Linked DNA regions of Homo sapiens: region 1 is linked to region 2. The links are chromatin loops, found by intact Hi-C in ENCODE. Cell type or tissue: PC-9. All regions are shown on one strand. Each heading gives the region's core, and the rest is flanking DNA. Links, peaks and the distances in the headings are about the cores only.

Region 1 (5,374 bases), core at 195-5,194, 190 kb before region 2:
CTCAGCTACTCGGGAGGCTGAGGTGTGAGAATCGCTTGAACATGGGAAGCAGAGGTTGCAGTAAGCCGAGATCATGCCACTGCACTCCAGTCTGGGCAAGAGAGTTAGACTCAGTATAAAAAAAAAAAAAAGAAAAAAAAAGAAAAAAAAAGATAATATCTGTAAAGTTTTTTGCCCACACTGTGTACAACAGAAATTTGTTTCAGTCTCTCTTCTAAACCAAGAAGCTATGATTTGGTAACCCTCAGACTAGCAAAAATGCTTTCTACTGAGTCCTTTTGCTCTCAGAATCTTCTAGTGGGCAATGTGGCTGAGTGAGCCCAAAAACATAGCGGGATTTGAACTAAGCTAAAATCCCTATTTAGATGTCCTCTGTAAGTTAGATTCCACGCAAGCCTATTTTGTCCTGCACTGCAAGATCCTAATCCAGCACATGGCCATTCATGAGTCAGTGGGACACGCACACTAGCCTGGAACTAATTCCGTGATGGCAGTGGCTGCTATGGCTGTAGGGAGGGTGTCTCCCCATCTCTGTCTGGTTATCCCCACCCCTGCCTTCACCAACTCATTCTTGAAGGCCCCGATTTGCAGAGTGGCCTTATTGCGGGGGTGTCTCTGGGGGTGTACCACCTGCAGGGTTTTTCCTGCACCCTTTGAAAGGAGTTTCTCCTGGATGAATGAGGATTCTTCAAGCTACTTCACATAAACAATGCAGCAGATAAAGGTTTGCCTTCAGATAAGGATGTGCTAAGGAAGATGGGGGAGAAGGTAAGGGGTATCTAGAAATGTCTCCGCCAACCTTGAAGGTAAAAGTCACATTGGTCCTGCCTTCAGACACCCCAGGACCCAGATGAAATTAATTACATCCCCACCCCTGATCCCTGGCCTCTCATTCCCCAGTTGTAGGCATCCAGGTGACCATGAGCTCCATCCATGGAGAACTGAAGGGTCCTCGAACTATCCAGAAGGCAGGACTCAAAAAAGGGGAATGAATTCCCCAAGACGGAATCTCCAAACGGGGTGGTGGCGGCTGGAGAAGGGGAAATGTTTTGGACGAACTGCAGCAGAAGGCTGACCTTGCAATCCTTAGGAAAACGGAGTAAAATGGGAGAAAGATTCTATTGGGTTTTGTTTTGAGACGGAGTCTCACTCTGTTGCCAGGCTGGAGTGCAGTGGTGCGATCTTGGCTCACTGTAACCTCTGCCTCCTAGGTTCAAGTGATTTTCCTGCCTCAGCCTCCCAAGTAGCTGGGATTACAGACATGTGTCACCACGCCTGGCTAACTCTTATATTTTTAGTAGAGACGGGGTTTCACCATGTTGGCCAGGCTGGTCTCGAACTCCTGACCTCAGGTGATCCACCCGCCTCAGCCTCCCAAAGTGCTGGGATTACAGGTGTGAGCCACTGTGCCCGGCCTCTATTGGGTTTTGACATTGTCAAATTATCTTCTATACTGAGAGATTAAATTCAAATTCCCTTTCCTTGAATAACCTTTCTAATGGGCCGGGCATGGTGGCTCATGCCTGTAATCCCTGCACTTCGGGAGGCCGAGATGGGAGGATTGCTTGAGGCCAGGAGTTCATGATAAGCCTGGTTAACATAGAGAGGCCCTATCTCTATCTAAAGAAAAAAAATCCTTTCTACTGACCAGAGACACTTCTTTGGAGACCTTCATTTGGGGCCTAGACACTTAATAACAGTAATGACACCATGGGAAAAGAGCTGTCCAATCAACAACTGGGAATGGGGTAGTTTGGCCTGCAGAGCGGGAAAATCATAGGCAGATGCAACAGACCGCTGAATGCAGAGGTCTGCAAACTGTTTTCATAAAGGGCCAGACAGTAAAAATATTTCCAGCTTTCTAGGCCTTATACTTTCTCTAGCAGTCACTTAACCCTGCTGTTTTAGCTTGAGAGTAGCCAGAAACAATATGTAAACCAATGAGCATGGCTGTATTCCAATAAAACTTTAAAGAAAGGTCAAGGGCTGGATTTAGCCCTTGGGCCATAGTTTGCCAACCCCTGGCTTAGCAGACCAGCCTCAATTGCTCAAACTCCTTTCCCTGTGTTGTTCTTTATTTTAGAGGCTAAGTGCTAGAAAAGCTGGAATCTTCTTCTAAATGCTCCTAAATGCAGGTTGCAGAAAAACCATGAAAGGCCACCTTCAGAGAAGGACATTGACCAAGTAGAAGCAACAGGAATTTGGATTTCTATCCGTACAACAGATGCTCAGAAATGACAATTGTATGCTCTTCCCATTGTCCCTCAATGGAAGGCTGGGTGTTTTAATTAGCTAATGTTGGCAAATTGCTTTGAAGAAAATTGTAAAATGTTTCATCCTACAAGTGCCAAGAGTCTTAATTAGCTTTCCTTAAAGATACCACCTGGAAATGTGATATTGTGTTGCTTGAGGTCCAAGCGTGCAAGAATAACCTGCAGATGAAAAACCGGTTTTTAAGCAAACATCACCGAATAAATGGATCTCTGCATCGACGTCACATTTTCTTCCTCCGGCTGAATCTGATTCCCAGCAGCTGGGGTATTAAACCCCACAAATGGAGGTTGTGGTGGTGGTGGTGGTGGTTTTATTCTGCGAGAGCCTGGTGACAACGGGGGCATGAAACAAATTAACCCATCTATTTGTTGCCGCCGCCGTTGCCTTTAGGATTTTTAGCCTGTGCACTGGAGGCCCGGCTCTGGCGTGTCAAGGTTACAGAGAAGAGGAGGCTGGCAGCCACTCAATCATACAGCAGGGCTGGCTCTCAGATAACCCGGTCGGGGAGAGATGTGTGCATGCTCTGTCGCTCTTAACAGCTGGATAATGAATTTGCACTCCAACACTCTTGTTTCTTGTGGTGGCAGCCACGACAGCAGCAGCATCTGATCTGTGTCACTGTCAGAAGCAAGTGAGATGTAGTTAATATGGACCTTAGCCACTGAGATGCATTGATTTGGAATCTCTGGCCTCTGACAAAGTCCCCGCTAAGTTGGTGGGGCCAGGCCCCGTGTGAGAGGAGGTGGCAGGGTTTAGGGGGAATCAGGGGTCAGGATTCCTCAGTCTTGGCACTAGTGACATTCGGGGCTGGGTGACTGTGGTGGGGGCTGTCCTGGGCACTGCAGGACGTTCAGCAGCATCCCTGACCTCTCCACCCCCTAGATGCCGGTAGGAGCCAGCATCCCCAGCTATGACAACCCCGAATGTCTCCAGACATGGCCTAGTCTCCAGTGTCCTCTGGGGGGCACAATCGCCACTAGTTGAGAGCCACTGGCTTAGGGTTAGAAGCAGGGCTTGGAGTCCCTTTTGTCAAGGACACACCTGGAGCAGGGACCTCATGGAAAGTCAGCTCCAAGGTGGCTCTTGATTTCTGTCTCGCACCCTCAACTAATCCCTCAGCAAATCCCTTCTAGAAGCTACAGCCTGGATGGCGCAGTCTTTTTTTTTTTTTTTTTTTTTTTTTTGAGACAGAGTCTTGCTCTGTCATCCAGGCTGGAATGCAGTGGCATGATCTCGGCTCCCTGCTCCCTCCACCTCCCGGGTTCAAGTGATTCTCCTGCCTCAGCCTCCTGAGCAGCTGGGATTACAGGCACCTGCCACCACGCCCAGCTAATTTTTGTATTTTTAGTAGAGACAGGGTTTCAGAATGTTGGCCAGGCTGGTCTCGATCTCCTGACCTCAAGTGATTCGCCCGCCTTGGCCTCCCAAAGTGCTGGGATTACAGGCGTGAGCCATTGCGCCCGGTCCTGGATGACACATTCTGATCCAGACCACACCTTACCACCCTGGGGCTCCTCTTCCCCTTCCAGCCCCTACATTTCTTGCCTAGGTGACCCAGCATCCTCCCACCTAGTCCCCAGCTCCTCTCGGCTCCTCCTAGGCTGTTCTCCTTGCAGCAGCCAAAGGAACCCTTTGGAAGCTTAAGTGAGAGCATCTCTGGCCCTGCTGGGACCCCCAGGCTCCATCACACTTAGGCTGAAACCCCCAGATCTCTCCCTCGAGGCGTGCATGCTCCCACCTGCAGTGAGGGCGCCTCCTCCAACCCCATCCCCTCTGCCTGAGACCTTCCGTCCACAGACATCCTTCATCTGCTCTGGGTCCTTGCTCAAGTGTCCCTCACCGGAGGCCTTCCCTGACCCCTGCCTTGAACAGCAGTCCTCTGTCTTCCCTAGCCCAGGAGTTATCAGCCTGGGCACCAGTGACATTTAGGTCTGGATAATTCTTTGTTGCGGGGGCTGCCCTGTGTGTTGAAGGGTGTTTAGCAGCCCCCCTGGCCCCTACATTCCAGCACCTCCCTCCCCAGATGATGACAACCAAAAGTATCTCTAGACATTTCGAGATGTTCCCTGGGGGGCAACATCGCCCTGATTGAAAACCACTGCTCTATTCCTCCCGCTTTCGTTTCCCTCACGGCACTCTCTGATATCCTGATATCCTCCCGGTTTGGTTGTTTGCTTGTCTTGCTCCCTGGAATGCAAGCTTTGCAAAAGCAGGGACTTAGGTTTGATTCTTGCTCTATCTCCAGGGCTTGAACTAGAGCTTGGCACATTGTAGGTGCTCAATAAATGTGTTGTGTTGAAGGCATGAACTTCGTACTTTTGAACAACCAGGGGAGGTGATGGGGTCATGGAGTTGGGGCAAGACTGGCCTACAGAATGTGCTTTGCTGGTTATAGATGTCTGCTTTCTGCGAGTTCTTACAAATACAGAGAAAATTTCAGGAAACCTCCAGGAAACCTCATCCAGGAACTGCTCTAAGAAATGCTCTGGGGCTGGACACAGTGGCTTACGCCTGTAATCCCAGCACTTTGAGAAGCCGAGGCGGGTAGATCACTTGAGGTCAGGGGTTCAAGACCAGTCTGGCCAAAATGGGGAAACCCCATTTCTACTAAAAATATAAAATATTAGCCAGGCATGGTGGTGTGTGCCTATAATCCCAGGTACTCGGGAGGCTGAGGCAGGAGAATCACTTGAACCCGGGAGGCGTAGGTTGCAGTGAGCTGAGATCGAGCCACTGCACTCCAGCCTCCAGCCTGGGCAACAGAGAGAGACTCTGTCCCGCCCCCACCACCCCCCCCCCAAAAAAAAAAGAAAGAAAGAAAGAAAGAAAGAAGGAAATGCTTTGGGCACAGGTCTGGGGCAGAGCCCAGCAAGCAGTGTTTTTAACAGGTGCCCGGATGTGTCTGCAGCTCACACTTGGAGAAACACTAGCCTCTGTTAGGAGTTAACTGTCCCTTGGGTGCAAGCATTTGCAAACGGAAGGATAGGGTGGTCAGGAGATTCAGAGAACATTCTAACTTTTGTTTGTGGATGCATTGATGATTTCCTCTGTGGCTAGAGATGGCACCTGGAATCTGGTTATGTAGCAATTTTTCCGCCTT
Region 2 (5,374 bases), core at 259-5,258:
AGGAATACTGTAGCAACTCTCCTCAAGCATCCCCTGTATAGTATGTCCGCTCCTCAAACAAGTCTTCAAGGGAGGCATTTTAATCCCCCTCTTTTTTTTTTTTTTTTTTTTTTTTTTTTTTTTTGAGACAGAGGCTTGCTCTGTTGCCAGGCTGGAGTGCAGTGGCGCCATCTCAGCTCACTGCAACCTCCGCCACCGGGGTTCAAGCGATTCTCCTGTCTCAGCCTCCGGAGTAGCTGGGACTACAGGCTGCACCACCATGCCAGGCTAATTTTTTTAATTTTTTAGTAGAGACGGGGTTTCACCATGTTGGCCAGGCCAGTCTCAAACTCCTGGTCTCAAGTGAGCTGCCCACCTCTGTCTCCCAAAGTGCTGGGATTACAGGCATGAGCCACCAAGCCCGGCCTTTAATTCCCATTTTTAAGGCTCAGAGAGGTACAGTGACCTACCCAAGGTCACACAGTGAGTCCATGGTAGAACTGGTATCTGAACTCAGGTATGTCTGACCCCAGATCCCATGTTATTTTCCTGGCACTTTGCACATGGTGCTAAACAGTGATGACATCATCTCTTTCGGAAAGCACCAAGGATTAGCGTGGTGTGTTCTCTCAGCAGTTGGGAAATAGGATGTGCTGCTTCCATCCATGCTACAAACCCATCTTTGTCATCTTTTGGATACAACCAGAGTGAAGGAAACTTGGAATATCAGTTTCTGACAATTTCAAGCCTGATCTGTCTCCAAATGGAATCAGACATTTCTTGGTGGCAGCTGGCTGAGAACATTCCAGGGCAGCATTTTCCAATGCATATTACAGGAACATGTTCAGAATTGTTCATGAGATCATAGGCTCTGTGAACAAATGAACTGGGGAAATTTGGGAGGGATCAACCAAGTCAAACCTGCTTCTTTACAGCAGGACTTTTCAGAGCCTTTAATGTGTTCACAGGCATGGGAATCTCCAAGAGGATCAGTAGCAAAAAGCATTTTCCAAATAGAATTATGCATGGAATGCTTTCATAGAACACTGTGCAGGCAGGCATGACAGTACACACTTCGGGAAACATGACCAAGTGTGTTCCGAACTCAGCCCTTTAGAGTTCCAAATTGGTTGGGAGGTGGAACCTGCCCTCTGCATTAATCCTACTGTCTTCTTCCCTTAGGTGGGACATGTTAAAGTCCTGTTCGTGGAGAAAAGCTTTCGTGGTTGAATGAGAGAGTTGCAATTGTATCTATTTCTCTAGAGCATTGCCAGTTGCACTTTTCAATAAAAAATCTTCACATTTATGTCCTTATGGCTGTCCAGAGCATCATAGGGTATCTGAAGACTTACAGGCAAGTGAAATTATACTCAGAGATGCATGCAGCATGTTTAGCATTCAGCAAATCGTGGAGTTAGTGTTGGGGCTAGTGTTATTGATATCGTCATTAGACCCAGTTCCTGCCCTTGTGGAGTCCACAGTCTGGTCGAAAGAATAAAACACAGACCCTGCCACTACATTAAAAAAAAAAATTAGCTGGACAAGGTTAAAATGGCCAGGTATGGTTAAAATTGCCAAGCGTGGTGGTGTGTCCCTATAGTCCCAGCTAGTCGGCAGGCTGAGGCGGGAGGATTGCTTGACCCCAGGAGGTCAAGGCTGCAGTGAGCTATGATCACTCCACTGCATTCCAGCCTGGGCAACAGAGCAAGACCTCATCTCTTAAAAGAATAAAATAAAATACACACACCCAACATGATAACTAACAGAGCAGCTTGGTACATCTGCAACAAAGTCCAACTGCAAATATTTTGGAAGTATAGCTATTCTATTCCCCCAAGCACATTAAAAAATCTTTATTAGATTTTTAATTACAAAATTAATACAATGCCCATTGTTAAAAATAAGAAAAAAAACACTTTAGAAAGTAGAAAATAGAAAGCCAAAAGTTTCTCTCTTCATGCTTCAACTCCACCATCCCTAGAGGTAATCAACGTTAATGTGGTGTGGACCCTGCCAGACGTTTTTATGCATAAACAAACATGTAAATAAGGGATTTTCTTTTTACCAAAAAGTGGGTCATAAGATATACACTGCTTGTAACCTACTTTTTTCACTTAACTATACACTGCGGATCTCTTCTTTCAAATATGCCCAGATCAATCTCTCTTCCTACTCCCAGCTGACCCCATAAACCACAGACCCATCCCTTGGGCATAGGATAACTGGCCTGCTTTGTGAACCCCTGAGGAGGGAAAAGCTGTGAGAGCTGGCTCATCTGTTAAACATCTACTGTATGCCAAATGCATGTTCTTGGGGATTGAGACAGATGGAAAAGTGTTCAGATGGAGGGAACAGCATATGCAAAAGTATACAGGTGGGGCTGGGCGAGGTGGCTCACGCCTGTAATCCCAGCATTTTGGGAGGTCCAGGCGGGCAGATCACTTGAGGTCAGGAGTTCAAGATCAGCCTGGTCAACATGGTGAAACCCCGTCTCTACTAAAAATATAAAAATTAGTTGGCCTTGGTGGCGTGTGCCTGTAATCCCAGCTACTTGGGAGGCTGAGGCAGGAGAGTCGCTTGAGCCCAGGAGGTGGAGGCTGCAGTGAGCTGAGATCCATTCAGTGCACTCCAGCCTGGGCAACAGAGTGAGACTCTGTCTCAAAAAAAAAAAAAAAAAAAGAAGTGTACAGGTGGGAAGTTAGGTGAGCAAATCCCCGTAGTATGGGAAACGTACTTCTTTCTTTTCAATGCCTGAAGGCCATCGCATTCCGTGCATGTACCACGATTTATTTGCCCAGTCTCTTTCATTTTGAAATGCTTTTTATGAGAGATTGGAATGTCGCTAGCTTGGTGTGGTCAGAGGCTAAGCACCTAGAGGGCAGTGGGTCAGGTCTCTTTAGGTTTTATCCAGCGTCCCACGCCCTGTGTACACCATGACTATCACATTTATCAGCTAATTTCATGATTGTTTCCCAAGGCGCTTTGAACTGGAATCACCTGAGGTGACACTCTTTAACTTAGAAGCACACAGTCAAATGGCTAAACTTGGCGACACAAATGAGTGACTTGAGCATGTCACCAGCCACTTGTCACATTCACTCACACGCTCAAGGGGTCAGTTGTACTGCAGTAAGCTGGTTAACTAGCATTTGTCAGGCTCTCATGAATTGCTGAAATACAGCAATGGTGGCAGTAGGAGGGATCTAATTGCAAGGGCAAATATTTGTTCCTGTGGACAAGGAAATACGGAAGAGGGGCCCCTTTAGGAGTTTCCCAGGAGGCGTGGTGGCTCACGCCTACAATCCCAGCATTCTGGGAGGCTGAGGCGGGTGGATCATCTAAGGTCAGGAGTTCGAGACCAGCCTGGCCAACATGGCAAAATCCCATCTCTACCAAAAATACAAGAATTATCCAAGCGTGGTGGTGCATGCCTGTAATCCCAGTGACTGGGGAGGCTGAGGCAGGACAATCGCTTGAACTGCAGAGGTTGCAGTGAGCCAAGATCGTGCCACCGCACTCCAGCTTCGGGGACAGAGTGAAAGTCCATCTCAAAAAAAAAAAAAAAAAAAAAAAAAGTTTCCCAGGGAGGCAGTGAGGAATTAGAAAGCCATCGTAATCCATCATAGTTAGTCTTCAAAATGAAACTTGATTGGCCGAAATCAGACACTCAGCCTGTCTGAATGCTCTGATACTATGGACTTGACAAGTCAGGTCTTCCCCGAGTTCCAGCACTTCAGTTCCCCACGAGGAGGCCCAGAGACTAATAAAGCCCAAATAGTTAAAATCTCCAGAATCAGCAAATCCACACAGAAGACCTTACATCATCCGGCTCTGCGGGCTTCAGCTTCAGTGGCCGGTGTGGAGCGCTTTTCAATTGTCTCCATTCAGTTCCTCAAGTGGATCTCGTATGCCGAATGAGATCTTTATCATTTGTCACAGGGGTGATGCATGCTGGGCCTGCTACCGTGGAGTCAGTCCTGGCTGCATAAAGACATCAGCAGCTCGACAAGGCTCTCTCAGCCCCTGCCCTGTGCTGCTGTCTGGGCTGAGGATGCCAGAGCTCCCATGTCATTCACCTGTCCTGGAATGGGGCTGCCTCTTTTCTCATTTTAGCTACGCCCCTCCCAGTGTCAAAGTCAGAACCTCAGAGAAGCGATTTGGTCAGACTGGGTTCATCACAATTCAGCAAGTGGTTATTGATAGGTAGTGGACAGATCCGTGGGTCTGGGGGCTGGTCTCAGCTCTGCCACTTGCTGCCAAGTGCCCTCGGGCACATCGTTAGAGCTCTCCAATAGAAATGGAAATGAGAAAACCTCCCAGGATTCTTGAGAGGATGAAATGAACTAGAGAAAGCAGAGACCTAGGCAAGTCCATGACCGGTTCAGAATAGCATGTCCTGTCTCTAGCAAAATCCACACTATTAAGACATTTGACACAGGCCAGGCATGGTGGCTCACACCTGTAATCACAACAATTTGGGAAGCTGAGGTGGGAGGATGGTTTGAAGCAAGGAGTTCAGAACCAGCCTGGGCAATATAGCAAGACCCATTCTCTACCAAAAAAAAAAAAAATACAAAAAATAAAATTAGCTGGGTGTGGTGGCTCAAGCCTGTAATCCCAGCCCTTTGGGAGGCTGAGGTGGGAGGATGGTTTGAAGCAAGGAGTTCAAGACAAGCCTGGGCAACATAGCAAGAACCCATCTCTACAAAAAATTACAAAAAAATAAAATTAGCTGGGCATGGTGGTGAACACCTGTATTCCTGGCTACTTGGGAGGCTGAAACAGGAGGATCACTTGATCCCAGGAGTTTGAGGCTGCAGTGAGCTATGATCATGCTACTGCACTCCAGCTTGGGTGAAAAAGTGAGACCCTCTTTTGAAAAACAAACAAACAAAAAAAGACTTGTGACATAATATAGCAGTATTGATAAAAATACTTATGGACACAACAATTTGAATGTATGAAAAACCACTTGAACTATACACTTAAAATGGTTAAAATGTAAATTTTATGAGGTATTTTATACCTTTTATTTATTAAGAGACAGTCCCTCTATATTGCCCAGGCTAAACTCAAAGTCTTGAGCTCAAGCTATATTTCTGCCTCAGCCTCCTGAGTAGCTGGGACAATAGTTATGTGCCATCTTGCCTGGCATACACCATGATTTTTAAAAAGAACAATCACTTACTGAACAGTTATTACTTATGATTTTTGTTTTTGTTTTTGTTTTTTTTGAGACATGGTCTCACTCTGTCACCTAGGCTGGAGTGCAGTGGTGCGATCTTGGCTCACTGCGACCTCTGCTTCCTGGGTTCAAGCAATCCTCCTGCCTCAGCCTCCTAAACGGCTGGGAGTACAGGCACCCAACACCACATCTGGCTAATTTTTGTATTTT

What was found. A loop is a pair of places that touch in the nucleus more often than their neighbours do. Peaks named below come from ENCODE experiments on the same cell type or tissue, not always from the same donor. Only the 100,000 strongest peaks of a DNase experiment are listed, where the experiment ranks them.
Region 1: it touches region 2 in a loop (5-fold over the local background); 3 of 110 quality-filtered maps call a loop at or near these places.

What each region holds. Positions count from the first base shown.
Region 1 is chr12:116,695,373-116,700,746 of GRCh38, reverse strand. It overlaps LINC03088 (long intergenic non-protein coding RNA 3088), which reads right to left. Exons shown (of 2, transcript XR_007063473.1): 2 at 2,568-2,892. Among named protein-coding and RNA genes, the nearest start is that of LINC03088, 37 kb to the right of the region's middle. In PC-9, for the core only: a CTCF peak has its summit at 3,219 (motif pointing right); a DNase peak (open chromatin) is centred at 2,456; H3K4me3 peaks cover 827 bases.
Region 2 is chr12:116,500,920-116,506,293 of GRCh38, reverse strand. It overlaps LOC105370008 (a long non-coding RNA gene), which reads left to right. Exons shown (of 3, transcript XR_945395.3): 3 at 1,162-1,285. Among named protein-coding and RNA genes, the nearest start is that of LINC02457, 12 kb to the left of the region's middle. In PC-9, for the core only: no CTCF peak of the experiment used is centred there; a DNase peak (open chromatin) is centred at 2,963; H3K27ac peaks cover 2,179 bases.